Linked DNA regions of Homo sapiens: region 1 is linked to region 2. A link is a loop called in an ENCODE intact Hi-C map of the cell type or tissue named here. Cell type or tissue: Caco-2. All regions are shown on one strand. Links, peaks and the distances in the headings refer to the core of each region. The heading gives the core; the rest is flanking DNA. Region 1 has its middle 36 kb from the start of SPRED1. Region 2 has its middle 53 kb from the start of LINC01852.

Region 1 (15,206 bases), core at 6,407-8,906, 89 kb after region 2:
CTAAGAGCCCCAGTGCTCAAGAGGCTAATAATAAAACACACAAAGAATCTTAGGCCCAGATTGCTCTCAAAATGTCAAGAGTTGTCATTATTTTACCTGCCAGAACATATCTCGTCTGCCCATATTCTACAGTGTTCAGGTCGCTAGTTACTAAATAGTATTTTATTAATTTTTTTCTTAAGATGGAGTTTTGCTTTTGTTACCCAGGCTGGAGTGTAATGGCGTGGTCTCGGCTCACGGCAACCTCCGCGTCCTGGGTTCAAGTGATTGTCCTGCCTTAGCCTCCCAAGTAGCTGGGATTACAGGCACCTGCCACCAAGCCAGGCTAATTTTTGTATTTTTAGTAGACACGGGGTTTCACCATGTTGGCCAGGCTGATCTCAAACTCCTGACCTCAGGTGATCTGCCCGCCTCGGCATCCCAAAGTGCTGGGATTAGGCATGAGCCACCATGCCTGGCACTAAATCGTATTAGCCAGTTTATGCGTATTTTGCATTTGCTATGTTCACTGCAGTTTATTGAGTATCATATGGTATTAAAAGAGTAATAAAACATATTTCTTGCCCTCTGGCAACATAAGTCTAAGGGGCTGGAGGTGGGAGTGCAGATATGAAAAGTAAAGTAGAAACACAAATATTTATTCAGCCCAGAGTAAGATAAATGTCATGAGAAAAAAAGAAGTCCTGTGGAAGGATAGGTACTACCAAAATGATTTTTCCTAAAGTCCCTTAAGTTCTTTGCCATCAAGTCAACCCAAATTTATCTCATAGTAACTTATAAATCAGTCACTTTACCTGAGTAGAAGTCGCCTGCAAACAGTCTTGACTTGCTATTCCAATAAGCCCCTCTTTCTTCTGTTTTCATAACAGAGAAGTAAAATTCTCCACTGGTACTTTTTTTTATCCTTTTTCCTGAGCATTCTTAACATGTTAAGACTTAGTTCAGATATTTTGAAGAACAACATAATTGGCAGGAATGTGATCAAGAGCCCTGTTCACTAGGAATGTACGCACAATTTATGTGGCCAACTTATGTTGCTTTCAGTGGCATATTCTCAAGTCACGTAGAGGTAGCTTGAAGATTAGTGCACACACACACACACACAAATATTCTTTTTTTTGCTCAGATTGTTACAGCAATATAGTAAGACCATTCCTCTGCTGAGCTCATGTCAGCATTTCCAATGTAACCCTATTTTGTCAAGTCTTTCAGACTTGGCTGTGAATCTGCCCTGTGGGTATGAAATTAAGGAGACAGGACTATAAGACCATTTTGATCAGATTTTTGTAAGTTTCCCTGTCTGTGAGCTATCTGCTCATTACATGATACCCACCGAAGGCTGCACAATTCTTAAGCTATTGTGTTTCTAAAATGAAATGGAATCATGAAATTATCTACCTGATAACCAAGAGAGGGTTTAGTATTGCTACTTAGGAATCAATTAGGAAACAGTTGCTCTGATTCTTTATAATTATATCTAAAACACCCTTAAGTTGCATAAAAATAGAACATGAGATTTAATCTCAATTTTTTATGAAATATAACCGTGTTATATTTTCTTCCCTTCATGAGATCAAACATTTTACGCTCTAAAATCTGGGGATAACAAAAATTCTGTACACACTTATTCTCACCTTCAAGTGATATGATTCACTCTGTTACTCAATTATTCAGAGGCAATAGGTTCCATAATCTCCAGACAATTACTCTAAGATTGGTTCCGTCGAAAGTACAGAGATAGCTTTCTCATTTCTCTTAGTAGTGTCAGGATTGGATGTGCTTTTAGAGATGAGACAATATGAGAAGCCCACAGATAGGAGTTTTGCCTTTGGTTTCTGTAGGTGCAGAGAAAAACAGATTGGTGTTGAGGAAAGTGCATGGACTCTGGGTCAACCAACCTAGGGTTAAGTGTCAATTTTGCCACGATGTGACCAAGGGCATATATATCAACCTTGGCTTCCTTAACCTCTAGCCAATGAAAATAACACTTCACTTATAAGGGGTTCAAATGGTTAGGATTCACTCAATTATTTACTTACTAAGTATTTGGAAGAAGTTTTACTACGTGCCAAGCACATAAGCCTTGGAACCACAGGTACAATCCCTGCATTGGTGGAGCTTCCAGTCAGCTGGGGAGACAAATTTGAATCAAATAGTGACCCAAATAAAAGTAAAAAGGTAGAATTACAAAATGGCATGTGCTACAAAGGTGCGTGCTGTTTTGAGAACATATCAACTTCACACCAAAACCAAGGAGACTTTAAGTGAGTGATATTTGAGGTAAATCTGAAGGATGAGGAAGTACTGGCTAGATAGAGTGGGGGATGCTTGGGTGGGAGGGGCAATATTCCAGGCAGAGAGATTAGCATGTGCAAAGGCCCAGCAGCAGGAAGAAGCATGGCACTTAAACAAAGTGAGTGGAGGGGAATGTGGAGCTAGAGGAGGTAAGGGTCAGAACTGACAGAATCTTATAGATACAGGGATCCTATTAACAGCACTCCTCTTAACTCTCAAAAGTGTTCCCATTTGGATAATTACATGATCATGCTACTCATAGGCCACATTAATCATTTTGACCCTTTTTCTTGAAGGCAGTAAAGAGTTTTAAGCACATGAACAACACAATAAGATTACGGATTTAGAAAGCCAAGTTGTGGAGAATAAATCACTATACCTGAGGTCTCTCCTATGACTGCATGTTTCTTATCAGCCTCATGTGGAACCACAGCCTGAAAAGTGTTGTATTGCCAACTTATTCAAGTAGAATACAAATAGCTGTCTTCCACAAATAGACTTCTGATCAAGTTTTAAGAACCAATTTTAAGGTATGGTCAATGCCGTATTAGCCAGGGTTCTCAAGGGAAACGGAACTGGATGTATGCATATATGTGTATAGAGAGAGGTGGTTGGGGGAGGGTGGGGAGGGAGAGACTGACCGATTTTAAGGAATTGGCTCACATGATTGTGGAGCTGATTGAGGAAGTTGGCAAATCCAAAATCTGCAGGCTACCCAGGGAAGAGCTGCAGTTGAGTCTGAAGGCAGTGTGCTGGCAGAATTCCCTCTTCTTTGGAGATCAGTCTTTTTTTCTAGGGCCTTCAGTTGATCGGATGAGGCCCACCCATATTATGAAGGGTAATCTGCTTTATTCAATGTCTACAGACTGAATGTTGATCTCATCTAAAAAGCACCTCACAGAAACATCTAGAATACAGCCTGGCCAACATGGTGAAACCCCATCTCTACTAAAAATACAAAAATTAGCTGGGTACAGTGGCATGTGCCTGTGATCCCAGTTACTCAGGAGGCTGAGGCAAAACAATTGCTTGAACCCAGGAGGCAGAGGTTGCAGTGAGCCAAGACGGGACCACTGCTCTCCAGCCCAGATGACAGAGTGAGACTCCATCTCAAAAAAAAAGAAAAAGAAAGAAAGGAAAAAAAGAAACATCTAGAATAATGTTTGACCAAATATCTGAGTGCTGTAGCCTAGCTAAGTTGACTCGTAATATTAACCATCACAAGTGTCTATTGGCACAGGTGAATGAGTGAGGTTTTTGTCCTTCAGGCTTGGGGACAATACATTGACCAATCCCAAGGATAGAGTAGCTACTCCCATAGATTCTCATGGCATCTCTGTGCTGAGACACCAGCTCAATCCAGACAGTTTCTGAACAGACAAAGCAAAGTTTTAGAAGAGGGACAACTGGGCTTTGTGTTCCACAGGTTTCCCACCTGCCACAGGCCCCATAGGCCCCACATTCCAGAGTGGAGTGGGGAGATGTTCCAGGAAGAGCTGTGGCTGAGAGACCTCCCTCCTTGAATGTTTCCCACCTTGGAAGAATAAGGCAAGAACTGTTTGCTTGTCAAGGAAATTCCCTGAGGGAAACATTAACTTTGGAACTTCACAATTTCAACAAGGAAGTTATAAAGGCCAACATCTAAGAGCTGAAACTCTTCCCCCACACTCACTAAAAAAGAGAAGGAAAAACTAGGGAAAGAGAGAAAAGCCTTCTCACATAAGTAGTTCCCTGTGATACCACTATGCTTATGTAAAGAGACAGGAGTTCTGTTTTATAGTTTAAACATAGTAGGAGAGGCTGCACAAACACTGACTGCGTTTGTGATACCAAGTCATAATTTTTCCATGGCATTAGCATTTGAGTTTTTAATTCACAAAACCCCTCCCTTCTGCTCATGAAGAAAAGAATGACATGCTCTGGTTATGTGTTCATATCACCCTCGATTCCAGAATATAAGAGGTAAAAATCAGAAAATCCAGGGCGTGTGAGGAACTTTCTGAAGATATTCACTCTAATGACACATCCATTTTGTTGCTTTCTTTTTTCCTTGGTCTTTTTATAACTCAGAGAGGAACAATGCATTTAATAAAGGCAAGAGAAAGTTTTCAAGGACAAGAATCATTATGCAGACTCACTGACATTTAGCTTTACTGTAGTTAGAACAAAAGACAGTAGGCTTACACTTAGCATAAGTGATTGGAGTTACTTATAGAGAACTGTTGGACATAATAGCACTACAGACTAAAAGAGTGCCTGGGAAAGACTGTGGACTTTGCTTCCTGAAAAGATCAGAGTAATAACAGGGATGGATTTTCTACACTAGTACTATTAAGACACACCAGAGTATTAAACCTCCTATCACTGCGTCTCAGCAAGTTCTACCTCACGTATCCCAGGAGCCAGGTGCTCCAGACCTGTAACTGTCCAGAGACCCCATGCTCTTTTTTTGTGTTACTCTCTCAGTTCAAAACACCCACAGGACTTTGGAGAAACACAAGTGGCTTGGGCTACCTAATCTGAGGTATGTCCCCAACCCAACAGCCAGTACCACTGGTGCTGTTAGATTCCCTTGCTATAGCATGCACTGTAACAAAACAAAACACGAAGATTTGTCTATGTTGACATACTCCATATATCTACACATGCCAAGTTAAAAATATATACCAATGGCAAATCATTTCCAATAATGTTCTATTACATTTTTCTCCATGTATAAAATAATACTGGCTTTCTTTTTCTAATCAAAGTGATAAATTGCTCCTCTGGAGAGCTATGGTACTTCTACCAGATTAGCCAGATTCTTGGAAGTTAAAATAACCTAATGTGTGAAGATTCTTCATTATCAAGTGCCAGATTTACTTTAGGAACTAGCTAACTGGAACTAGTCCACTATAGATAGTCCCTATCTTCTTCTCCAGAGGTACAACTGAGCAGAAACAAATAAACTTGTCAGATTTATGAGAATGAAGAGTAGAAGTAGGAAAGGAAGGTAAACAGCTTCCATGACCACTTTTTTAATCCTGTAATTTTTCACAGAAAACACATTTGCCAAAGGATAAAATATTTCATCCATCCCCTTCTCTTCACCCTCAAAGCTTTTTTCTTTTCTTCTCTTCTCTTAATTAAACACCTCCAAGTATGTTTTTATCTATGACTGGCAGCTCTCCTCTCCACACCCTTCTCATGCTGTACAAATAAATCCTGTCTACTTCAGAAACGTGTAAGTTCACACAGAATATTAAATATGACATAGACCGCATCTTACTAGGATGACATAATGTTGCTCTGTCTGAAGTTAGAATGGGATGCCTTAAAAATAAATATTCTGTTAATCAAGGTCCTCATATATGTACAGTTTAACGTAATATTTCCAAATGCTTTTGAAAAAATTCACTCATTTATAAGAATTTAGAAAAAAAATCACTTGTTTATAAGAATTTAGAAAGATTCCTACCTTGTAGGTGTGAGGGGGAGGGAATTTTTTTTCCTACCCTAGAGGATCTGATTTTTGTTTTTGACCATGATGACTCAGGAATCAATGCTAAGTCTGGGTTCCTAAAGAGGTACTGTATGGACTGAATTGTGTTCCCACAGTGTCCCATATGTTGAAGCCTTAACCACCAATGTGAATATTTGGAGACAGGGCCTCTAAGAAGGTAATAAAGGTTAAATGAAATCGTAAGGATGGAGCCCTAATCTGATAGAACTGGTGTCTAAGAAGAGTAACAGCCACCAGAGAACTCTCCTCATGTGCACAAAGACAACCTTATGTACACACACACACACACACACACACACACACACACACACACACACAGAGCAACTGGCCTCAGAGAGAATGTCCTCAGAATGAAACCTAGAATTCTAGTACCTTGATATTGGACTTCCAGCCTCCAGAACCATGAGTAATAAATTCTATTGTTTAAGCCCCCCAGGAGTATTTTTTATGGCAGTTTTAGCAAACTAAAACAGAGATCAAGCTCCAGATTGGGAGGAACAGGAGATGGGCCAGGACTAGAAGCCTAGTGAGCAGTTTGAATAGCTAAGATACCCCATGGTTTAGAAAACACAAGGGAAGCACCAATGTATGTAGAAACATGGCATGTAATGATAGTGAGTTCTGAGATCTAAGCCAGAGGATCAGCTGGCACAGAGGTTTGCAGTTTAGAGCAGAACAGAATTTGAATGCCTGCTCTTCCTAGCTGTGTAACTTTCACTAGCTTTTTCTGCACCTCAGTTTTCTCATTTGTGACCTATGGACAAACATAGTACCTATTTATTGAGATGATTTAATAAAATATATAAGTAAAAAGCTCAGCACAGTACCTGACTCATAGGAAGCACTTACTTAAATTATCCAAAGCAAGAAAGAGTCAGAGCAGATAGGCCAAGGTTGTCACTTAACAGCTAATATGGCCAGAGGATAGAGGTAAAACACAGCAGAAGTGACCATTTGTAATGGGAGCCTGTGAACAACATTTCCAAAGGTAAAACAACTACCAGAAACCCACAACACTGTAAAGTATGTTGTTGGATCCAGATAAGGGACTGGCTGCTTGCTTTCTGTTCTTAGTAGCTGTGCTGATATGGATGGATATCCACGTCATAATTCTAGCAGAAAACAGATAGCTCATTCAAAGAGTAAGACTGGTTAAGGAAAGCCAAGGAAGGATGGTGAAACATCTCTGGGCTAGCAAAAGAGAGAAGACACTAGCAATCCTAGGCCTGACAGCTAAGGGAAAGGGGTGGTTGTTGGATCCCAGGGAGACCTGAACAGTGGGAAAGGATCCTGACAGGAGCTGTGGCCTTTTCTAAGGAACACAGCCACTAATAAACAGAGGCCTGGCAGCAAGGGCAGTGGGGAAAAAGTTGATCCATCTCTCTTTCCTGCCGCCCTCTGACTTTTTGCCAGCCACTTCCATTAGCCAAACCCAAAGAAAAGCCAGAGGCAAGGGAGCCCAGGTGATGTAGGCCATAGACATCAGCCTCATAGGGTCCAGAGTGGAAAAGGGTGGGGTATAAATCTGTAGGGGACACAGAATACACAGTATAACTTACAAAGGAAAATAGGAGTGTATTATCCCCAGAATAAAATGGAGGTCTGGAAGCACTGGTTTTAGAATTGAGACTAAGTCTTCTTAGGAGCCCCTCTTAGTCTAACTACAGTGTCATCAACTCATCAAGGCAGAAACAAGCTAAGGAATCTCTCTGTTCCCTCAGAGGCATGGAGGCCTCTCTCTAGCTACTTTATCCAACACACATGTTTTCTTCTGATGATACTCACCCAAGTGTGTTTCAGAATCTTTAGCATCTGATTTCTGCCTGGATGGCTGCTCTTTCCCCCTCCAGCTTTCTGGAAGTTTAAATTACTTTCTAGAATTCTATTTTCAAGTGAGTTCCAATGACCCTATTTTACCATACCTAGAGACAAGTTTGACTTGAAATGTTTTTGGATCTGGTGCATATACGAACATAAATCAGAAACAAATTAAAATCTTCTGTTTCATCTCTAACCTGTGTCCTGAATGTGCTACCTTGTTTTCTCTTAGTCATTGAAGAGTAATGAGACTTTGATCATTTTCATCTTGGGATGCATTGCGAAGATGTTGACTTTGGGATCTAGTCCCTTTGCCTCCGCCCCACCGGATATGCACTCATAAGTCTTGTTGACATTAGTGAATAGTTGTATGTGCACAGCAGAAGGATAAGAGAGACAACTGAGGGGTCAGAGCAGCAATTTTTTTGCTAGGAGCAAAAGCAATACATGTTGTCCAACAAAGGAACTAGTGGAGTAGCAATACAGGCTATTATTTTTTCTTTATTCCATAGGGAGACATTATAAGTTCTTCTAATTAATAGAATCCTTTGTGCATCACTTTCAGAAGAGCTTTTCCCTTTCAAGAAGGAATCTAACAGCACAGCAAACATATGCATTTTTGGCTGTGTTTCAAGACATATTTATTAAGTAAGTGCTAGGGTGGAGGATGGTTTTCTTGCCAACAGGATTCATAGGACACAGCACTTGAAAGCACATCAAGGAATGAACCATTTCTATGACAAGCACAATCACTGCCTGTAACTCCAACTTAGCTGGTGCTGTCAGCACTAACCACATAAACCACAAACTAACTGAAGAACTTCAGGCACCTAAGATTAAACACTGTCTCCCAGTATTACGAGGTGCTGGGGCCGATCCCCAGAGCCACTTGAGTTTACAGAAAATAGCAGCTGGTCATACAGAGACCATTTCCGACTTCTTTCCACCATTTTGGGCACAGAGATCTTCCTGGAGCTGAACCCTTCCATATCCTGTTGTTAGGAAGGGATGTCCTATTCACCAGCAGGTCTGCTTACTCCACACACCCTTTGCAAAACAACATTTCTGGAAGAAATCTAATGACCTATGAAATCCAAGCAGGGAATATTCCAGGTAATTAGGACACAGGCAGGGTTTTTTTTTTTTTTTGGTGCCTCCCCCTTCACTGCCCACGTTCCCTCCCACCTCTCCCTACTCCCAAAGTCAGAAATCTTCTTCCCTTGGAAGCAGCAGTTCCCTCCTATTCCCCCCTCCCACCTACCACTTCTTGGTAGCCTATGAAGATGAGATTGGAATAAAAGGTAGCTACAGGGTTCATGTAAGGTGACAAATCTGGCACATGCTAAACACTTAGCATTATACAGCCGCCCCTTAAGAGTGCTCCAAATCCATCAGTCATCATGGAAAAATTAGAAGCTTTGCTGGATTCCTGCCTCTCCAAACAGATCTTCTGAACTCCTTAATGGACGCTATAATTCAGCACTTGAGAATAGAGCCTCAGACCAGCAGGACTGTCTTTGGAACACACTGTCAGGCAACTTGAAACAGGCAGAGAGGAGCAAGTCAAAACAATCAGCAATTTCATTAAGAGGATAAGATTAATTCTGAATGAGGCCCAACTCTGACTCACATTGTCAATTATTATATATGATCTCTATGAGCAGGCCATTTTCCCAATTCACTAAAACATCTGTGCATTTCAATGGGCTAAGCTTTACCCTGCCCACTGCCCTCTAGCTGTTTTTGTTGTGGATTATGTAATTTGGTGAGTGATGCAATAAGAAGAATGCTTTCTACCTGTGCTTTTTACAAGATATTGTCCAATGATGAGTGCAACAGGCTTGATGGCTCAGAATGTTGGATTTCAACACTCTAATTTGTTCTATGACCTTGGGCCTATTACTTCCTCTCTCCTGGCATCTGCTATAAAAATAAGAAGGAGCAAATATTCTTGCCTCTTTTTATCACCTGATCTGAAAACCCATTGTAACTGCCATGAAAATAAGCACTGGTCCATGAGACCAATGCCCAGAAAATTCAGGCTAAGATTCCTGGAAAGTGGGCTGTGGGCATTATTTAAAACACACACACAAAATTTACCTTTTGTATTTGCTTTTGCCTTTAGCTGTGTGGGAAGCTGTAGTTAAAGGGATTTAGATTTTCATTTAGTGATGTGAAGAAGAGAAAGAGGAGTTACTGAAGTCTGAGAGGCAAAAAGTTTGCTTTGAGGGCTGGGGGTGGTGGCTCATGCCTGTAATCCCAGCACTTTGGGAGGCCAAGGTGGGAGGATTGCTTGAGCTTGGCAAGTCAAGACCAGCCTGAGCAAAATAGTGAGACTCTATCTCTCCAAAAAATAAAAAAATTAGTTGAATTCGTTGGTATGCACCTACACTCCCAGCTACTAAGGAAGCTGAGGCAGGAGGATCATCTAAGCACAGGAGTTTGAGGCTGCAGCGAGCTATGATCACACCATTGTACTCCACCCGGGGCAGCAGAGAGAGAACCTATCTCTAAAATAAATAAATAAATAAATAAATAAATAGTCAATTAAAAATTATTTTAAAATGAAAAATAAGTAAAAATAAATGTAAAAGTTTGCTTTGTTAGATAAAAATAAGCTCACACTTTACCCTAAAATATATTCCATAAAGATCAATAACTTAAATGTAAAAAAAAATGATGCCATTGAAACACTAGAAGAAAATGGGGGAATATTTTCATAACCTAAGGATATCATAAAATCCAGAGGCCACAAATGCATAGTGATGAATTTACTGCATTAAACTGTAAAACTTCTTTGGAGAAGAGAAATAAAAGATACACACAAAGCCAATGTATCAAACAAGAACTGGAGACGATGTTTGCATTTCATGTATCAGAAAATGGCTAATGTCCTTAATGTGGGGTGCTCTTTAAAAATCAATATGAAAATCATGAGTACAAAAACTTGCAAAGGATGTGAAAAGGCAACTTGGAACAAAAGATATCAAAGACCAAGCGACATATGGAAAGATGTTCAGCCATGTTTACAGTTGAACACAAACTAAAATAAGGTAGAGATTTTTTTTACCTATCACATTGAAAAACATTTCAATGCTTTTGGTGGAAGTATGGAGAAATGGGTATCCTATACCTCAATGGTGACAGCGAAAACTGATAGAAAACTGGCAAATTGGCAAGACATATTAAAGTCCTACTTATGAATTCAAAGTTGTTCTCTTTGTAGAAATTTATTCTACAGATACGCTTTCAAAAGTGTACAAAGATTATTCATTTTAACACTGTTTGTAATAATGGAAACCTGAAAATGGACATACAGTGCATAGACCATTAGAAAGATACAGTAATCTGTACATATGGACAATGTAAGATGTCTAAGATATGTTCTTGAGTGAAGAAAACAAGTTTCAAAACAGTAAGAATAGTATACTCCCATTTGAAGTTAAGAAAAGGATATACAATATTTAGAAGTGTGTGTACTTTTCCTGTTGTCTCTGAATTTGGGCTGAGGTTTCAAAATTGATAACAGTAAGTAACATGTTCCCCCATGTTCTAAATAGAGGTGCTATCTTATCCATTTAGGACTTGCTAAATGGTGAACAAAACCCTATACTGTGACCCTTAGCCCATCACCTACCATCAATCTCTGTGTAAGAGGATACTAGAGGTTGATCAGAGTGAGGAAGAAGAGGAGAACCTGGATAAGAGTTGTTGGCCCAATAGTGTTAGAGCTCCAGGGGATTGCCCGCCTCATGAGAGAAGCTGCACAGGGTGCCAAGTTAGAGGAAAAGAGAGAACTTTGGAGAGAATGGGGGGCTCACTAGAGGGAGAAAAGGCATCCCACCCCCAGCTTGACTGTTGCCAATCTTCAAAAACTCAGAAGGCTTCCTCCTCTTGTAAGAGTGTAGTGAGAGAACCCTTGGGTGAGCTTGACCTTTGTTCCCTAGAACTCAGGGGTACAGAACGAAGTGCCTGCCTGTTGCCTGGAAAAGGCTGAAGGGTGGCCAGAATGACCTGCTAGGATAAAGCAAAGAAAGAGGGCTCTGGTTGGAATAGGCTGTTCCTCCATGCTTCTGTGGGGCAATGATGCCAAGCTCTCCCATGGGCTAAGTGATCCTCCTGGAAGATTGCCAGGCTAGTGCTATCTCGAAAAGAACTTGCCCCCAGAGAGCTGGCTTCCAGGCCAAGATAACCCCAGCTGAAACATTCTGTGGAAGGAAGGGAACCATTCTGCTAAGCTGAGAGAGCATCTCTCAAAACAAATGATTCATTGAACAGAGAACAAAAGTGCTGCTTCAGCAGAGGGCATTCTCTGAAAAACCTACAAAACCATCCATAAAGGAAAAAGCCAGCATGAGGTATGCACTATCCAGAGGGCACTGATCTGATTACAAAGCACCTGTTGAGCAAGACCTTGTTCTGTTACCTCTCCTCCTGCCCCTCAGCCCGGTCCTGGAGTAGCCAGGTTCAGCAGGGGATCCAGAGGAGTGGGAAAGCAAGGCAGAGTGGACAGACAAGCCAAATTCCACCTTCCTCCTCCTCACTGCAGATTTCTGAGCCAAGGCCAGGCCTAAGCTAAGGAGAGGGTAGAAGTTTAAAGTCAGATATGAGAAGGAACTTTTGATTTTGATCAGATTGACCTTTTAAATACATTTTAAAATAAAAGAATGTTTTAACATCTAGACATGTTTGGAAAACCCATAGGATCTGCTCAAAATACTGTCCAAGGTCTATGGAGGGAGACTGGTAGAATGGGTTTGAAGGGCTTGGGTTAAAGAAAAAAATAAAGCTACTCTTCTGATTTCACCTTATTTAGTCTTAGCCCCTTCACTATACCGGTTATACATGCACTAAACACTCCTGGGAAGATAAACAAGACACTGTTAGCTGTGCTTACTCAAATTGTAGGATTAGGGTATCACCACACAGGAGGGAGACTTTTTTTTTTTTTTTTTTTTTTTTTTTTTGAGACGGAGTCTCGCTCTTTTGCCCAGGCCGGACTGCAGTGGCGCCATCTCGGCTCACTACAAACTCTGCCTCCCGGGTTCAGGCCATTCTCCTGCCTCAGCCTCCTGAGTAGCTGGGACTACAGGCACCCGAAAACACGCCCGGCTAATTTTTTGTATTTTTAGTAGAGACGGGGTTTCACCATGTTAGCCAGGATGGTCTCCACCTCCTGACCTCGTGATCCGCCCGCCTCGGCCTCCCAAAGTGCTGGGATCACAGGCATGAGCCACCGCGCCCGGCCGGAGGGGGACTTTTTACCTTATATTCATCTACGCTTTTTTCATTTGTTAAATGACAAACATAAATTACTCTTAAAATTTAAGATATTTTAAATATGGAGCTAGTATACACTCTGTGGCCAGATGAATTTATGAAAACTCATTGCCGAGGGCATTTACAGTATCTTTCCCAGAATCCTCTCCTTCACCTTTCACACAGTTAACTACTGCCTACTTGGCCTAATCAGCTTGGATTGGGTGGAGTTCCCTGACCGTCTAGTTGGCCCCACAAGGCACCAGAACCTTCTGGCATCTATCCATCAAAGTGTGCTAGAGAACAAATAGACCAGGGAGGCAGGCTCCAGACAGCCAGTGCTGTGGCCAATCAGTCTCACCTAACCAGGAGCATCTGCAGCTGCATTCCTTAAGACTTGAAAGCTGCTGTCAGGGCTCCTGAGGTATATGTGATGTTTCAGAAGGTGTTCCCAGTATGAATAAGCCCAGGTCTGGAGAGTTCCATATTTTAAACTGGGATGCCCTTTCATCACCCAACAATCCTTCATTGAATACATACTGACAACCTAGTATACTGTATTATGCCTGATACCTATTTAGCATGTCATGAAAAAGAAAACAAATTGCTGACAATGCTGAGAAAAGGAAAGAGGAAAGCTCTTCAATGGCCCTTTTTCCTATGAATTATTTTGTTTATATTCTGTTGTCTTTTCATGTCAAGCCAAAGGCATAGATGGTCTACATCCTTATAAACATCTATGACTGTGGTAAGCTAGTTGCTCACCTTCAGGGTAAATGGTCTGAGAGTGGGCTGCTGACCTGATAGCTCCGTCAAAAGGTTAGAAGGAATCCAAGAAAGGCTAAGCTCAAAGGACTCCATCACAGCCAAAGGCCTCATGCCTTTATTTATTATTATTATTATTATTATTTAGAGAAAGAGTCTTGCTCTGTTGCCCAGGCTGCAGTGCAGTGGCGCGATCTCGGCTTACTGCAACCTCCGCTTCCCAGGCTGAAGTGATTCTCCTGCTTCAGCCTCCCAGGTAGCTGTGATCACAGGCGCCTGCCACCATGCCTGGCTAATTTTTGTATTTTTAGTAGAGACGGGTTTTCACCATGTTGGCCAGGCTGGTCTTGAACTCCTGAGCTCAGGCAATCCTCTTGCCTCGGCCTCCCAAAGTGCTGGGATTACTGGCATGAGGCACCGCACCCAGCCAGCCTCATGCCTTTAAATGACAGTAGCCAAAAAACACACCTCAGTTTGTAAATCTCTGTCCTCCTTTTCACAGAGGGAAAGTTTATGTATCTCACTATATTTACTCTTCTGAAACCTATGATTAGACAGCAATATACTCCAGCCTCAGGGGGAAACAACCAACACCTCTCTCCATTTGCTCCAGGGAATACTGAGGAGACTGTGGAGAAAAAGGCAGAAGTAGATGTTGCGCTGCTACCTTGCCCAGCCCTCAGCCAGTGGAGCCACTTTCAGGCCTTCGATTCCCAGAGTGCCTAGGCCTCCTTACATGCAAGCACCACTCTGGGGTATGTGCCAGGTTGACTCTGAGCAGCTGTCATCCAGTCCTGTGTGTTGCAGGGCCTGAATCTCTGAAATCCAAGACAAGGTGAGAACCAAGGAAAAGGAGGGCCAGACGTGGGGAACAACTGGAAGGGAGCACTGTAGAGAGACAAGGGCAAAAATCAGGCAGCGTCTCTAGCAGTAGCCCAAATCCAGACCCATGGTCAGGAGCCTGGGTAGGTGCCTGAGGCCAGTGCAAGGCAGCAGAGGAAAAAAGGTGTTGAGGGAGGGTGGAGAAAAGGATAGGTCAAGAACTAGATTGTTTTTGGAAAGTGGAGGCAAAAAAGAAACCTGAAGCACAGGCAACTTCCATTTAGGCCTGGAAGCTGGCTTCCTCTTTCAGCAGGCTCTCACTGTACTTAAGGAACATGACCTGTTGGGTCATGCCACCGACACGCAGCCCCCTCCCCGCAATGGGTAGCTAGGCTAGAGGAATGGCTAATAAAATAATTAACCTGGATTTTGGAACATGCATATGATGATAAATATAGATCCTATCTCTCTGACTAGTTAAGCACCACCACAAGACTGCTGGGAAAGGAAGGCTGAAATATAACAATTAATTAACAATGCAAAAGAACATACTCTGAAAGGTAAGGACAGGAAGCACTCCGTAATCCTATAAATTATTCCTGCTTATTGAGTGCTAAAAGCACAAGTTCCAGACATATATAAATAATATATTTGTATAAATAATTGAAAACACAGGGAAAATTACATAAGCAAGAACCAAATCTAAATTTAGCAAGGCCTCTGGCTTTTAGAACCCCTACACATT
Region 2 (15,206 bases), core at 7,508-10,007:
TCCCAGCTACTCAGGAGGCTGAGGTGGGAGGATGGCTTGAGCCCAGGAGGCAGAGGCTGCAGTGAGCTGTGATCACACCACTGCACTCCAGGCTGGGCAACAGAGTGAAACCCTGTCAAAAAAAAAAAAAAAAAAAAAAAGTTCAGATTCCCTCGGTTTGACTCTGATTAGGTAAGTCTGAGGTAGAGCCCAGAAATTTGAATCTGAAGCAAGCATACTTGTCCCATGTTGATGTGGGAGATTCATTAGAAGAGTCTGAGAAATACTGCTGTACTAGCTTTTGTTTACAGATTGCCTCAGGTGCCATTTCAAAAATGTCCCTCTTAAATGTTTATGTATTCCATAAAAAAATAAAGTTGGTGGGGACATAAACTTTAAGATTTTGTTATTGCATCTCTCTTAGTATGCCCTTCTCTTGCCAGTTTTTATTGATTCTCCACCTATAGTGTAAAATATCTCCATACACAGTGTAAAATCTACTTGATGAGAAGATGGTGGCAGTAGAAAAGGCTCTAGAGAGATAAAGCTTGCTTAAAAATACGGGAATGTGGGTGGCTGGCAAGATGGCCAAATAGGTACAGCTCTGGTCTGCAGATCCCAGCAAGATTAATGCAGAAGGCAGGTGATTTCTGCATTTCCAACTGAGGTACATGGCTCTTCTCACTGGGACTGATTAGACAGTGGGTACAGCCCACAGAGGGTGAGCCAAAGCAGGGTGGGGCGTCCCCTCACCCGGGAAGTGCAAGGGGTCTGGGAACTCCCTCCCCTAGCCAAGGGAAACCATGAGGGACTGTGCCATGAGGAATGGTGCATTCTGACCCAGATACTATGCTCTTCCCCTAGTCTTCACAATCTGCATACCAGGAGATTCCCTCAGGTGCCTACGCTACCAGGGCCCTGGGTTTCAAGCACAAAACTGGGCAGCCATTTGGGCAGACACTGAGCTAGCTGCAGGAGTTTTTTTTCATACCCCACTGGCGCCTGGAATGCCAGCAAGACAGAACCGTTCACTCCCCTGGAAAGGGGGCTGAAGCCAGGGAGCCAAGTGTTCTAGCTCAGCGGATCCAACCCCCACAGAGCCCAGCAAGCTAAGATCCACTGGCTTGAAATTCTTGCTGCAAGCACAACAGTCTGAAGTTGACCTGGGACTCTCCAGCTTGGTGCAGGAAGAGGTGTCCACCATTACTGAAGCTTGAGTAGCTGGTTTTCCCCTCACAGTGTAAACAAAGCCACCAGGAAGTTCAAACTGGGCGGAGCCCATGACAGCTCAGCAAAGCCACTGTAGCCAGACTGCCTCTTTAGATTCCTCCTCTCTGGGCAGGGCATCTCTGAAAGAAAGGCAGCAGCCCCAGTCAGGGGCTTATAGATAAAACTCCCATCTCCCTGGGACAGAGCACCTGGGGGAAGGGGGAGCTGTGGGCACAGCTTCAGCAGACTTAAGTGTTCCTGCCTGCTGGCTCTGAAGAGAGCAGCGGATCTCCCAGCCCACACTCGAGCTCTGCTAAATGACACACTGCCTCTTCAAGTGGGTCCCTGACCCCCATGCCTCCTGATTGGGAGACAACTCCGAGCAGGGGTCGACAGACACCTCATATAGGAGAGCTCTGGCTGGCATCTGGCGGGTGCCCCTCTGGGACGAAGCTTCCAGAGAAAAAAAAACAGGCAGCAATCTTTGCTGTTCTGCAGTCTCCACTGGTGATACTCAGGCAAACAGGGTCTGGAGTGGACCTCCAGCAAACTCCAGCAGACCTGCAGCAGAGTGGCCTGACTATTACAAAGAAAACTAACAAACAGAAAGGAATAGCATCAACATCAACAAATAAGAGGTCCACACAAAAACCCCATTCGAAGGTCACCAGTATCAAAGACCAAAGGTAGATAAATCCATGAAGATGAGGATAAAACAATGCAAAGAGACTGAAAATTTCAAAAACCAGAATGCCTCTTCTCCTCCAAAGGATGACAACTCCTCGCCAGCAAGGGAAAAAAAACTGGATGGAGAATGAGTTTGACAAATTGACAGAAGTAGGCTTCAGAAGGTGGGTAATAACAAACTCCTCCAAGCTAAAAGAGCATGTTCTAACCCAATGCAAGAAAGCTAAGAACCTTGAAAAAAGGTTAGAAGAATTGCTGACTAGAATAACCAGTTTAGAGAAGAACATAAATGACCTGATGGAACTGAAAAACACAGCACGAGAACTTTGTGAAGCATACACAAGTATCAATAGCCCAGTCGATCAAGCAGAAGAAAGGATACCAGAGATTGAAGATCAACTTAATGAAATAAAGCATGAAGACAAGATTAGAGAAAAAAGAATGAAAAGGAATGAACAAAGCCTACAAGAAATATGGGACTATGTGAAAAGACCGAACCTATGTTTGATTGGTGTACCTGAAAGTAATGGGGAGAATGGAACCAAGTTGGAAAACACTCTTCAGGATATTATCCAGGAGAACTTCCCCAACCTAACCAGACAGGCCAACATTCAAATTCAGGAAATGCAGAGAACAGCACAAAGATACTCCTTGAGAAGAGTAACCCCAAGACACATAATCATCAGATTCACCATGGTTTAAATGAAGGAAAAAATGTTCAGCATGGCCAGAGAGAAAGGTCGGGTTACTCACAAAGGGAAGCCCATCAGACTGTCAGCGGATCCCTCTGCAGAAATGCTACAAGCCAGGAGAGAGTGGAGGCCAATATTCAACATTCTTAAAGAAAAGAATTTTCAACCCAGAATTTCATATCCAGCCAAACTAAGCTTCATAAGCGAAGAAGAAATAAAATCCTTTACAGACAAGCAAATGTTGAGAGATTTTGCCACCATCAGGCCTGCCTTACAAGAGCTCCTGAAGGAAGCAAAGGAAAAACTAGTACCAGCCACTGCAAAAACATACCAAATTGTAAAGACCATTGACACTATGAAGAAACTGCATCAACTAATGGGCAAAATAACCAGCTAGCATCATAATGACAGGACCAAATTCACACATAACAATATTAACCTTAAATGTAAACAGGCTAAATGTCCCAATTAAAAGGCACGGACAAGCAAATTAGATATAGAGTTGACCCATCAGTGTGCTATATTCAGAAGACCCATCTCATGTGCAAAGACACACATAGGCTCAAAATAAAGGGATGGAGGACTATTTACCAAGCAAATGGAAAGCAAAGAAAAAAAAAAAAGCAGGGGTTGCAATCCTAGACTCTGATAAAACAAACTTTAAACCAACAAAGATCAAAAAAGACACAGAAAGGCACTACATAATGGTAAAGGGATCTGTGCAACAAGAAGAGCTAACTATCCTAAATATATATGCAACCAATACAGGAGCACCCAGATTCATAAAGCAAGTTCTTAGAGACCTACAAAGAGACATAGACTCCTACACAATAATAATGGGAGACTTTACCACCCCACTGTAAATATTAGACAAATCAAAGATACAGAAAATTAACAAGAATATTCAGGATTTGAACTCAGCTCTGGACCAAGCAGACCTAATAGGCATCTACAAAACTCTCCACCCTAAATCAACAGACTATACATTCTTCTCAGCACCACATCACACTTATACTAAAATTGACCAGATACTTGGAAGTAAAACACTCCTCAGCAAATGCAAAAGAACTGAAATCATAACAGTCTCTCAGACCACAGTGCAATCAAATTAGAACTCAGGATTAAGAAACTCACTCAAAACTGCACAACTACATGGAAACTGAACAATCTGCTTCTGAATAACTTCTGGGTAAATAATGAAATTAAGGCAGAAATAAATAAGTTCTTTGAAATCAATGAGAACAAAGACACAATGTACCAGAATCTCTGGGACACAGCTAAAGCAGTGTTTAGAGGGAAATTTATAGCACTAAATGCCCATAGGAGAAAGCGGTAAAGATCTAAAATCGACACCCTAACATCACAATTAAAAGAACTAGAGAAGCAAGAGCAAACAAATTCAAAAGCTAGCAGAAGGCAAGAAATAACTAAGATCAGAGCAGAACTGAAGGAGATAGAGACACAAAAAACCCTTCAAAAAAATCAGTGAATCCAGGAGCTGATTTTTTGAAAAGATTAAGAAAATAGATAGACCACTAGCCAGACCAATAAAGAATAAAAGAGAGAAGAATCAGATAGACACAATAAAAAATGATCGAGGGGAGATCACCACTGAACCAACAGAAATGCAAACTACCATCAGAGAATACTATAAACACCTCTACACAAATAAACTAGAAAATCTAGAAGAAATCGATCAATTCCTGGACACATACACCCACCCAAAACTAAACTGGGAAGAAGACGAATCCCTGAATAGACAATAACAATTTCTGAAATTGGGGCAGTAATTAATAGCCTACCAGCCAAAAAAGCCCAGGACCAGACAGATTCACAGCCGAATTCTACCAGAGGTACAAAGAGGAGCTGGTACCATTCCTTCTGAAATTATTCCAAACAATAGAAAAAGAGGGACTCCTCCCTAACTCATTTTATGAGGCCAGCACCATCCTGATACCAAAACCTGGCAGAGTCACACACACAAAAAGAAAATTTCAGGCCAATATCCTGATGAACATCGATGTGAAAATCCTCAATAAAATACTGGCAAACTGAATCCAGCAGCACATCAAAAAGTTTATCCACCACAATCAAATCGGCTTCATCCCTAGGTGCAAGGCTTGTTCAACATACGCAAAACAAGAAACGTAATCCATCACATAAACAGAACCAATGACAAAAACCACATGATTATCTCAATAGATGCAGAAAAGGCCTTCGATAAAATTCAACACCGCTTCATGTTAAAAACTCTCAATAAACTAGGTATTCATGGAACGTATCTCAAAATAATAAGAGCTATTTATGACAAACCCACAGCCAATATCATACTAAATGGGCAAAAGCTGGAAGCATTTCCTTTGAAAACTGGCACAGAACAAGGATGCCCTCTCTCACCCCTCCTATTCAACATAGTATTGGAAGCTCTGGCCAGGGCAATCAGGCAAGAGAAAGAAATAAAGGGTATTCAATTAGGAAAAGAGGAAGTCAAACTGTCTCTGTTTGCAGATGACATGATTGTATATTTAGGAAACCCCATCATCTCAGCCCAAAAACTCCTTAAGCTGATAAGCAACTTCAGCAAAGTCTCAGAATACAAAATCAATGTGCAAATATCACAAGCATTCCTGCATGCCAATAATAGACAAACAGAGAGCCAAATCATAGGTGAACTCTTATTCACTATTGCTACAAAGAGAATAAAATACCTAGGAATACAACTTACAAGGGATGTGAAGGACCTCTTCAAGGAGAACTGTAAAATGCTACTCAAGGAAATAAGAGAAGATGCAAACAAATGGAAAAACATTCCATCCTCATGAATAAGAAGAATCAATATCTTGAAAATGGTCATACTGCCCAAAGTAATTTATAGATTCAATGCTATTCTCATCAAGATACCATTCACAGAATTGGAAAAAAACTACTTTAAATTTCATATGGAACCAAAAAAGAGCCCTTATAGCCAAGACAATTCCAGGCAAAAAGAACAAAGCTGGAGGAAACACACTACCTGACTTCAAACTATACTACAAGGCTACAGTAGCCAAAACAGCATGGTACTGGTACCAAAACAGATGTATAGAACAGAACAGAGGCCTCAGAAATAACGCCACACATCTGCAACCATTTGGTCTTTGACAAACCTGACAAAAACAAGCAATGGGGAAAGATTCCCTGTTTAATAAATGGTGCTGGAAAAACTGGCTAGCCATATGCAGAAAACTGAAACTGGACCCTTCCTTACAGCTTATACAAAAATTAACTCAAGATGGATTAAAGACTTAAACATAAGACCTAAAACCATAAAAACCTTAGAAAAACCAAAAAACCTAGGCAATACCATTTAGGACATAGGCATGGGCAAAAACTTCATGACTAAAACACGAAAAGCAATGGCAACAAAAGCCAAAATTGACAAATGGGATCTAATTAAACTAAAGAGCTTTTGCACAGCAAAGGAACTATCATCAGAGTGAACAGGCAACCTACAGAATGGGAGAAAATTTTTGCAAATCTATCCATCTGACAAAGGGCTAACATCCAGAATCTACAAGGAACTTAAAGTTACAAGAAAAAAAAACCCCATCAAAAAGTGGGCAAAGGATATAAACAGACACTTCTCAACAGAAGGCATTTATGCAGCCAACAAACATATGAAAAGAAACTCTTCATCACTGGTCATTAGAGAAATACAAATCAAAACCCAATGAGATACCATCTCATGCCAGTTAGAATGGTGATCACTAAAATGTCAGGAAACAACAGATGCTGGTGAGGCTGTGGAGAAATAGGGACACTTCTACACTGTGGGTGGGAGTGTAATTTAGTTCAACCATTGTGGAAGACAGTGTGATGATTTCTCAAGGATCTAGAACCAGAAATACCATTTAACCCAGCAATCCCATTACTGCGTATATACCCAAAGGATTATAAATCATTCTACTATAAAGCCACATGCACATGTATGTTTACTGCAGCACTATTCACAATAGCAAAGACTTGGAACCAACACAAAAGCCTATCAATGATTAACTAGATAAAGAAAATGTGGGCTGGGCACGGTGGCTCACGCCTGTAATCCCAGCACTTTGGGAGCCCGAGGCAGGTGGATCACAAGGTCAGGAGATTGAGGCCATCCTGGCTAACACAGTGAAACCCCGTCTCTACTAAAAATACAAAAAAAATTAGCTGGGCATGGTGGCATGTGCCTGTAGTCCCAGCTACTTGGGAGGCTGAGGCAGGAGAATCACTTGAACCTGGGAGGCAGAGGTTGCAGTGAGCCGTGATTGCGCCACTGCACTCCAGCCTGGGTGACAGAGAGAGACTCTGTCTTGGAGAAAAAAAGAAAAGAAAATGTGGCACATATATACCAAGGAATACTATGCAGCCATAAAAAATGATGAGTTCATGTCCTTTGCAGGGACATGGATGAAGCTGGAAACCATCATCCTCAGCAAACTGACACAGGAACAGAAAACCAAACACCACATGTTCTCACTCATAAGTGGGAGGTGAACAATGAGAACACATGGACCCAGGGAGGGGAACATCCCACACTGGGGCCTGTCAGTGTGTGGGCGGCTAGGAAAGGGATAGCATTAGGAGAAATACCTAATGTAGATGACAGGTTGATGGGTGCAGCAAACCAACATGGCACATGTATACCTATGTAACAAACCTGCACGTTCTGCACATGTATCCCAAAATTTAAAGTATAATAATAAAAAAGAAATTAAAAAATGTAAATAAAATAAAAAGGGAATGCACATAACTGTCAACTAAAATTGCCTACCTAAGTCTAAAGCAGTCCTTTTTCATCAAAAGGCTATGTTCCAATATATAACAGCCGTTAACAGTCAAAGATTTTCAAGATTACTTCTCTCCCAGAAGTTTTCTCTAGTTAAGGGAGAGCAGTAAGATTTCTATTTTACTTTGGATTCTATTCTTGGGCATCTAGCACTAAGTTCTATCTGCTCCCAAGATTCAAATTCCTAATTGACATAATGGAATATATGAGTGCACATGTCAGGAGGCATGGAGGTAGTGTGTAAATCAAGGGGCAAAAATATAATTTAAGGCCCTCCAAAAGAAAACATAAATCAAAGGTTAGAGTTAGCAGAGAGACAGGAACTAAGCAAGGAAGCAGAAATCAGATCATGTGAATATATGGGGAAACGAGAAGCAAACGAAGGTAAAATTAGAGGAAATCTCAACACTAACAGAAAGCTCAGGGGTACAAAGTTAGAATAAGATAGAAGGAATAAGTTCTGGTGTTTCATTGCACATTTGGGTGATGATGGTTAACAGTAAGCCACTGTATATTACAAAATAGCTTAGAAGAGAGACTTTTGAAGTTTCTCACAGCAAAGAAATGATAAATATATGAGTGATGGATAAGCTAAATATCTGATTTGATCATTATAAAACATATATATGTACACATTAAATTATATATACCTCATAAATATGTACAATTACAATGTGCAATATAAAAAAGAAAGAAGAAAAAGAAGCTCAGGTAAGTGGTCAGTAGCCAGGAGATCCATCTGCATAGAATGCTAAGGTAGTGTGGTCTCCAAACAGATAGGGTGCATCAGATGCAAAAATTATCTATTCCCAGGCATTCAGCTGTCCTACTCCAATGCTTCTTAGCTCTTTTCTGCTGAGCTTGATCCAAGCATCTAACCTGGGAGGTAAGTGGGAAGGAAGACATATGAGTAGGAAATAAGAACAGATCATGTATTTACAGCTACTACTTATAAATTCAGATATGGATGAGAAGGGAAGAGCGATGTGGAAATGGGGGGAAACCATTCTGAAGGACTTCAGTCAGGCACTATGTCCTTGGGGAAGACATCCTGGAATCCCTTGCGTAGGCTGGAGCCCCTCCTGCTGCTCTCACAGACTCCTTCTCTTCCACCTGCCATGACATCTACCACACCCAGTGGTGACTATCCATCTCCCATCCAGGCTGCAGCCACCTTGAAAACAAGCATGATGGCTTATTCACTTTTACATGCCCTATCTACAGCAGTTTTGCAACAAGGGCTTATCAAATGTCAACAATTACCTTTATCTTATCAAACCACAAGTTCCTTATAGACAGGAAGTACACTTTTATGATACTTCATAAGGATGATATTTCAGTTGATAAAGAAGATGAAGTAATGGCCTTTGTCCTCTTATGACTCATTCAAGCAATATCTAAGACCTTAGGTGTCTACAGTCATGCCAAAGAACTCCTCTTCTTGACACTAGAAGCATATTCCTCTTACTGACTATTTCTCAAAAAGTGCTTGTCTGTGTTTGAGACTAAGTTTCAAGAATTTGAGTCTTTTAAATGCATTCCTCTCAGCTCTGTTTTCTATAATGGGCTCTTGGTAGTTTTTCAAAGAGGTAATATCACATGGTGATTAAGAGGTTGGACTGATGAAACACATTACCAGAGTTGTAGCCCAGCTCCTTCTCTTATCATCTGGTGACCCAGGGCAAGTTACATAACCTATCCGTGCCTCTGTTTTTCCATCTGTAAATGGGAATCAAGGTGGTTTTGAGGATTATCTACAATACTGGCAATTTTTATAAGTACTGGAAACAGTGCCTGGCACATAGTAAGCTATATACGTTATACAAAAATTAGCTATTATATTTTGCTTCACCAGATGCCAACTGATTACTTTGATCAACAACTATAATATCCACAATATATTGGGGTCCCACCTCAAAACATTACTGCTCTAGCCCAAATTTTGGTAAGAGGGCATTTTGTTGTAAAAATAAGTAAATATGCTTAAAATGGGGGAAAACAAGCACATGTTAATATTTCTTCATTTGTCATGAAAATAAACCATAATAAACTTCCTGAATTTATCATACAAAATTCCAAGGATTTATCTGAAGAAACTAAAATTGAGGAAGGTATGTATCTTTTTGCCTTAATCATTTCCTAAGAAGTTACTAAACCTGAGGTCATTATTATTTATACAGGAAGAGAATCTCTTATACTTCTGGAAAATTTCAAAACATGGCCAACATGTTTTCTGATCATCACCACTTCCTGTGGTGGGGTTTAAAAACCATGCCAACTTTCATAACTGCTGAGATTTACAGAGTAAAGTCTCATTTGATAATCTTGCAAAATGGATAGGCAGAATTTCTCTTCCTTTTCTAAATGCCACATATGCCAGCTTTGCAGAGAGTTAAAAAAAAAAATTCCAACCAGCTCCAAGCCGGCTTCACGCAGGAGTACACACTATTCCTCAGCTCTGTCTCCAGCGTAGCCTGGGAAATCCCTCTTGCCTCATGATGTCTCCTAGATCTAGTTATTCCAGCCTGGAATCCCTCATACTAAAGGAAGAAAGGGTTTTCACTCCAGTCTCCTAGGTTCTGGCTAGTATCTCTGGTATCTAAATAATAAAAAATAGGAAAGAATTAATTCAAAAAATAAAATGTTCATTTGTCTAAAATAACAAAGGACTAAGATATAATTTCAAATGATTGTGAATAACTTTCTCAGAATTAGCCATTTTCAAAGATTTTGTAAATAAAATAAAATAACACATGGTACTAAAATCATGCTTGAACATAACTTGATTTTTCAAAGATGTGTGCTCTGCTTTATGATCGTCTCCAGAAAGAGCAGTCCTGGTTTAATAGGATCAGAATGTGTAGCCTATGGAGCCAGAATTAAATGGTTCAAAGCGTCCTTCCAAAGTTGCTTTTTAAATAAATCCTTGCTTATTTGTTTATTTTTAGCTTGCCATTTGTCACAAGTTGAGGGGGAAAACAAATTCCACTTATTTAAGATTTTTATTTTTTTCTGATTTTGTTTACATTGCTCATCCTGGCCTTTAAAAAATATCTTTTAAATTTTATCTGGCTCATTTTGACCTATTTATATCATGTGCTTATCCCCCATTTATAGCTGTGTTAATAGGCATAGACAAGCCAGTAGTATCTCCTTTGTAAAATAGCAAAAATAACTGCTTTTTTTTTTAGTCCAACCAGCTCACACTATTAGACATATAGAGCACATTTGAGTCAAAGTCCTCTTCCTCAGAAACCCTGTTGTTACCATGGGAAAACTGTAAAAATGCTCAAATGTGGGCATGTTATAATTAGAACCAAACGTGGGCTTTATGGGACCTGTCATGATGTTTCTAGGAAGCTAGTTCTGCGTTGGCTTCATAAGACATCCTTTTCCTACAGTCATGACTCACTCCTCCTTCTCCTCACTCACCCCCACTTGTTCTGGGGTGGAAGAATGCCCAAATGCTCCAGAGACAGATGCGTAGGCGGATGTCCAGTCCACTAACGAGAACACACTTCTAGGCATTGTGGAAGTGGGACAAAGGGTTTTGCTGGGCATATTCAGAGCCAACAATGTGATGGTTATATGTTTATCACACATGGAGAGACTCATTTCTTTGGCAACCAACCCTAGCCTACTCACTAATCCACCCAACCCCTCCCATCCCTCCCTCCTTTCTTCCTTTCAGGAAAGCGTGTGCAAGTTCTCCGCAAAATGATGAATCTCTGCTCCTCAGGGGAATGTACGAATCAGAAAAGCTTTTAAAAAGGAAAGAGGAACCAAAGCCTTTGCATAAGTAGGCCAGCTGCAGAGCCTTAAGAGAGAAGGGAGGGGAGAAATCTCCTTGCGGCCATGGCCCCAAACCTCCCGGCTGCCACTTGTCTCCATTGTCTTCCCACAACCCCAAACAAGTCAGCCCACACCTCCGTGACTGCACCCGCTGTCATTTTCAGGAAAAGAGATTTTCTGAGCCCATCTTGGCATTTCTGTGAAATCACAGAAATAATTCATTGAATCACAGAACTGAAAGAGATGATCTAATCACTTTTATTTTTAAGATGATGAGAATGCCACCAGGGGAGTTTCACTGACCTGTCCATGCTCGCACAGATCTGGAAACACAGAGCCAGAACTAGAGTCCGGATCTCCTTGTCCTACTCTTTCGTCTTTCTCACATGGGCTTGTAAAAGCAAATCGTTCTGTAGATACACTCTTTTCGCCTCAGTTCCCTGGCTAGGTTTCCTTTAAAGCTTGCTTCTTCTTCGCCTGGTGTGACGTATAACGGGCATACAGATGAGCTGAGGCTGATTATAAAGACTCATCTGTAGTAACTGTTAAAAATGGAGATTCCCAGGCCTTTCCCTGGGAGATTCTGGAATAAGGCTAAGGAATTGTTTAACCAGTTTCCTGCATGTGTTTTATGATAAAGCCAGTTGAGGGAATAATGTAGTAGAGGGACGCTGGAAAAAAAAAAAAAAAAAAAAGTATGTTTGACAGGCAGCGTGTCCCAATAAGAATAGAACAAGGGCATGGAGAGGACCAGGAATTTTGCCTTCTAGCTGCTTTTTCAGTGGGTTAACCACTAGACCACACTTCCTCTCTAGGAGAGGCAAGGGATTAAAATCAAAGGTTTGCCACTGATTCATGCTGCCTGCTAATGCTGCTTATTGCGCCATGCTGTGACCCTAAGCTCTCTGGCTTGGAAACAGATGTGGGGAGTGAGAGGCCTGAGGTACTGGGGGATGGAGGAGGCGGGGGAAGGCAGACGGCCAGGGAAAGAACTTCCTCTGCTGCAAAATTTCAGGCAGGAGTGGAAGTCAGTCTAAATTGTTACCATGCAGATCTGGAATCATTTTTGCAATCTCCTGGCTCCAATTCCAGGTTTGTGCATTCTGCAACAAGAACTGAAAACTTGTTAATTAATGCTCCTCGCCTGACTTTTGCCTCTGCCCTCGTCTGAATACATATTAATATTACACGTTTAGCTTGACAGTCATTTCATTAGGCAAGAGAGTTTGGTTACCCTCCTACTCTTGCCCCATTCTCTCCCCCGTGCACACTTTAAAAGGAAGTACAGAAGAGTTAAGCAATTTGACCAAGGTTACGCTGATCTCAATATTGTAGTAGTTTGAGTAAAAGTGTAACCGAGACATTTTCAACTAAGCTTTTCAGACTGCCTTCAATATATTCTTATCATTAGGCAACTGAAAAAATGTTTTGGATTTATTTTCTCCTATGTGATGAGTACATGACATGTCCTTGGGCCTGTAGTTTACCACGTCAATGTTTATCAAAAACATGTAGGCTTTGAGTGTTAAATATCAATTCTAGAAATAGTTTTTGTACCTTCTCTGCTCATCTGGAAGTTCCATGAAGGCAGGGTGGGAATTTCAGCCTTGGTTGTCACTAGATACTGCACATGCGGTAGTGCTTAATGGCCAGGGGGTATAAGAGCTGGATTTTAGGTCTGTAGGAACTAGAGTTCTCAGATTTAACAAAGAAAAAAGCAGGATGGCCAGTTTAATTTGAATTTTGGGTTTTAAAAATGTTAATATGAGCAAGTCTCATGCAATGTTTGGTAGATACTCATATTCAACAATCATTGGGTTGAAAAAATATGATAAGTTTAGTGTAGCTGGAGCATCTAGTCTGTGTGTATTTAGCAAGGGGGCAGGGTTGATCAACATCAAGAGGTAAGGTTTGAAGTTTTTATTGGGGGAGCCTTGTGAAGTGCCTTTATGCCATGCATATGTTGGTGGAGAGAGGAGCCAGCAAGAATTTTTCAGCTGAGTGGTATGATCATTGCTGTTTTTGAAAGATAATTCTGTGGCAGATTGGAGTGGGTAGAAATTGTAGGCAGGGGGACCAATTAGGAGGTTATTGAAATAGCCTGGGCAAGGAAGGATGAACTTATTTCAACTAAGGCAGTGGTGGTGGAAATAGTGAGAGAAATTACAGGGACATGTAGGTGATAGAATCAACAAACCTTGTTGATTGATTGCCTAAGGACAGTAACATAGAGGATGGAGTTAACATAGTGTAAATCTCCAGACAAACAATAGGCATTGTTTTTAATCTAATTGTCTATCTGTAGAATGGGCTGACAATACTGACTCTACTTACTTCATTAGGCTATTGTGAAGACCAATTAAGATCATTTACGTGAAAGTGTTTTTTGACTATAAAGTGCTATAAAATACACCGTTGTTAAGAGTATATGCATCTATCTCAGTAGACACTGAACTCTTTCAGGACAAAGATTACATTTTGTTCATCTTTGGTACCCCCAGCACCTAGCACACTGCCTTGAATGTATAGATCACCAACACATTTGGAGCATCAAACCAAATTTGAAATTCTACCCTGAAAAACCAAAGTAATAAACACAGTTTTTCAATGGATCTGGCTTGGTGAAACCTTCAACAAAATCAGGGCTACAAATTCCAGGAGAAATGCCCACTTAAGGAATGCTGATGCTGAAGACAATCTCTTTCTCTTTGTTCACAGACACACTAAACACTGACGGCCATCTTAGCTGCTCATCTAGCTTTCCCTCTTTGTATCCCTCCCATTATAAATTATTTAAAATCCTAAAGAAATAATCACTTATCAAGAGGTCAGGAGATCGAGACCATCCTGGCTAGCATGGTGAAATCCCATCTCTACTAAAAACACAAAAAAATTAGGTTAGCGTGGTGGCACACACCTGTAGTCCCAACTACTTGGGAGGCTGAGGCAGGAGAATCGCTTGAACTGTGTCTGAAAAAAAAAAAAAAATCACCTGACCTGTTTTAGATATCACCCTGGTAGTGTCTGGTAAGTCCCACTAGACTCTTGAGCTTAGCTTAGTTTAGGTGAGGAATACTCTGTCCTTTATCTCTGTATTTCTGTATCTACCACCAAGCCTACTCTGTGGTTGGTGCTCAATAATAATCTTATAAATAAAAAAAGATAATAATTTGCAAATTAAATACCACTCAAACTTTGAATATGTCCAAGTCTCTATTTTCAACCAAGCAAAAAACTTGTGAATTGTATTGCAAAATATAGGTACCACATTTTCAAATAATTTCATTGGAATTTTATCCTCTCATAATAAATTTATCTCTCTTGATCATTTTTCTTTTCTTTCCTTTTTCTTGTTGATTCTGTTTGCCATTTCTTACAATATTTTGATTCTAAGGATTTTTTTATACTTCCCTGTAACTTTTTTTATTCTATGTATAATCAAAACAATATCCAGAGAGACTGCCAAAAGCAGTCTTCCACTTCCATCAACTGGAAATTATTATATATGGGTATCATTATTATTATTATTGTTTATGGTTATCATTTATTGAGCACATATCATGGGACAATTATTATACTAGACGCTTTAGCTATATTATTTAATTTAAACATTAAGCAGTCATAAAACAGCTCCTACTACCCCCTTTTTATATATAAAAACCTGAGGCTTTAAAAATGTTAAGTAAGTTATTTCAGGTCAAAGAGTTTAAAGGTGACAGAGACAGTATTTAAGCCAGGCCTCACTGATTCTACAGTCATTTTCTCACTACTCAACCAATTACTCTCAAATTCTATCAGGCATCAGAGTCTCCTGGAGAGTTTTTTAAACTACAGATGGCTGTGTCTCCCCTCCAGAGTTTCTGATTCAGTCAAGCTGGATGGGACATAATTTATAGCGCTAACAAGTTCAACCAGGTGATGCTGATGCTGCTGATCCAGGGATCACACTTTAAGAATCAACAGACTAAACAGTACTGCCTAATATTGGCTCATTATTGATCACTAGTTCTATGACATAGACCTGAGCAGCGAGGATA

Evidence for each region. A loop is a pair of places that touch in the nucleus more often than their neighbours do. Peaks named below come from ENCODE experiments on the same cell type or tissue, not always from the same donor. Only the 100,000 strongest peaks of a DNase experiment are listed, where the experiment ranks them.
Region 1: it touches region 2 in a loop (2.3-fold over the local background); 2 of 110 quality-filtered maps call a loop at or near these places.

The regions. Positions count from the first base shown.
Region 1 is chr15:38,209,034-38,224,239 of GRCh38, forward strand. No RefSeq gene overlaps it. Among named protein-coding and RNA genes, the nearest start is that of SPRED1, 36 kb to the right of the region's middle. In Caco-2, for the core only: no CTCF peak of the experiment used is centred there; a DNase peak (open chromatin) is centred at 7,948.
Region 2 is chr15:38,118,871-38,134,076 of GRCh38, forward strand. No RefSeq gene overlaps it. Among named protein-coding and RNA genes, the nearest start is that of LINC01852, 53 kb to the left of the region's middle. RefSeq lists enhancers at 1,103-1,292, 11,142-11,191, 11,322-11,451. In Caco-2, for the core only: no CTCF peak of the experiment used is centred there; a DNase peak (open chromatin) is centred at 8,531.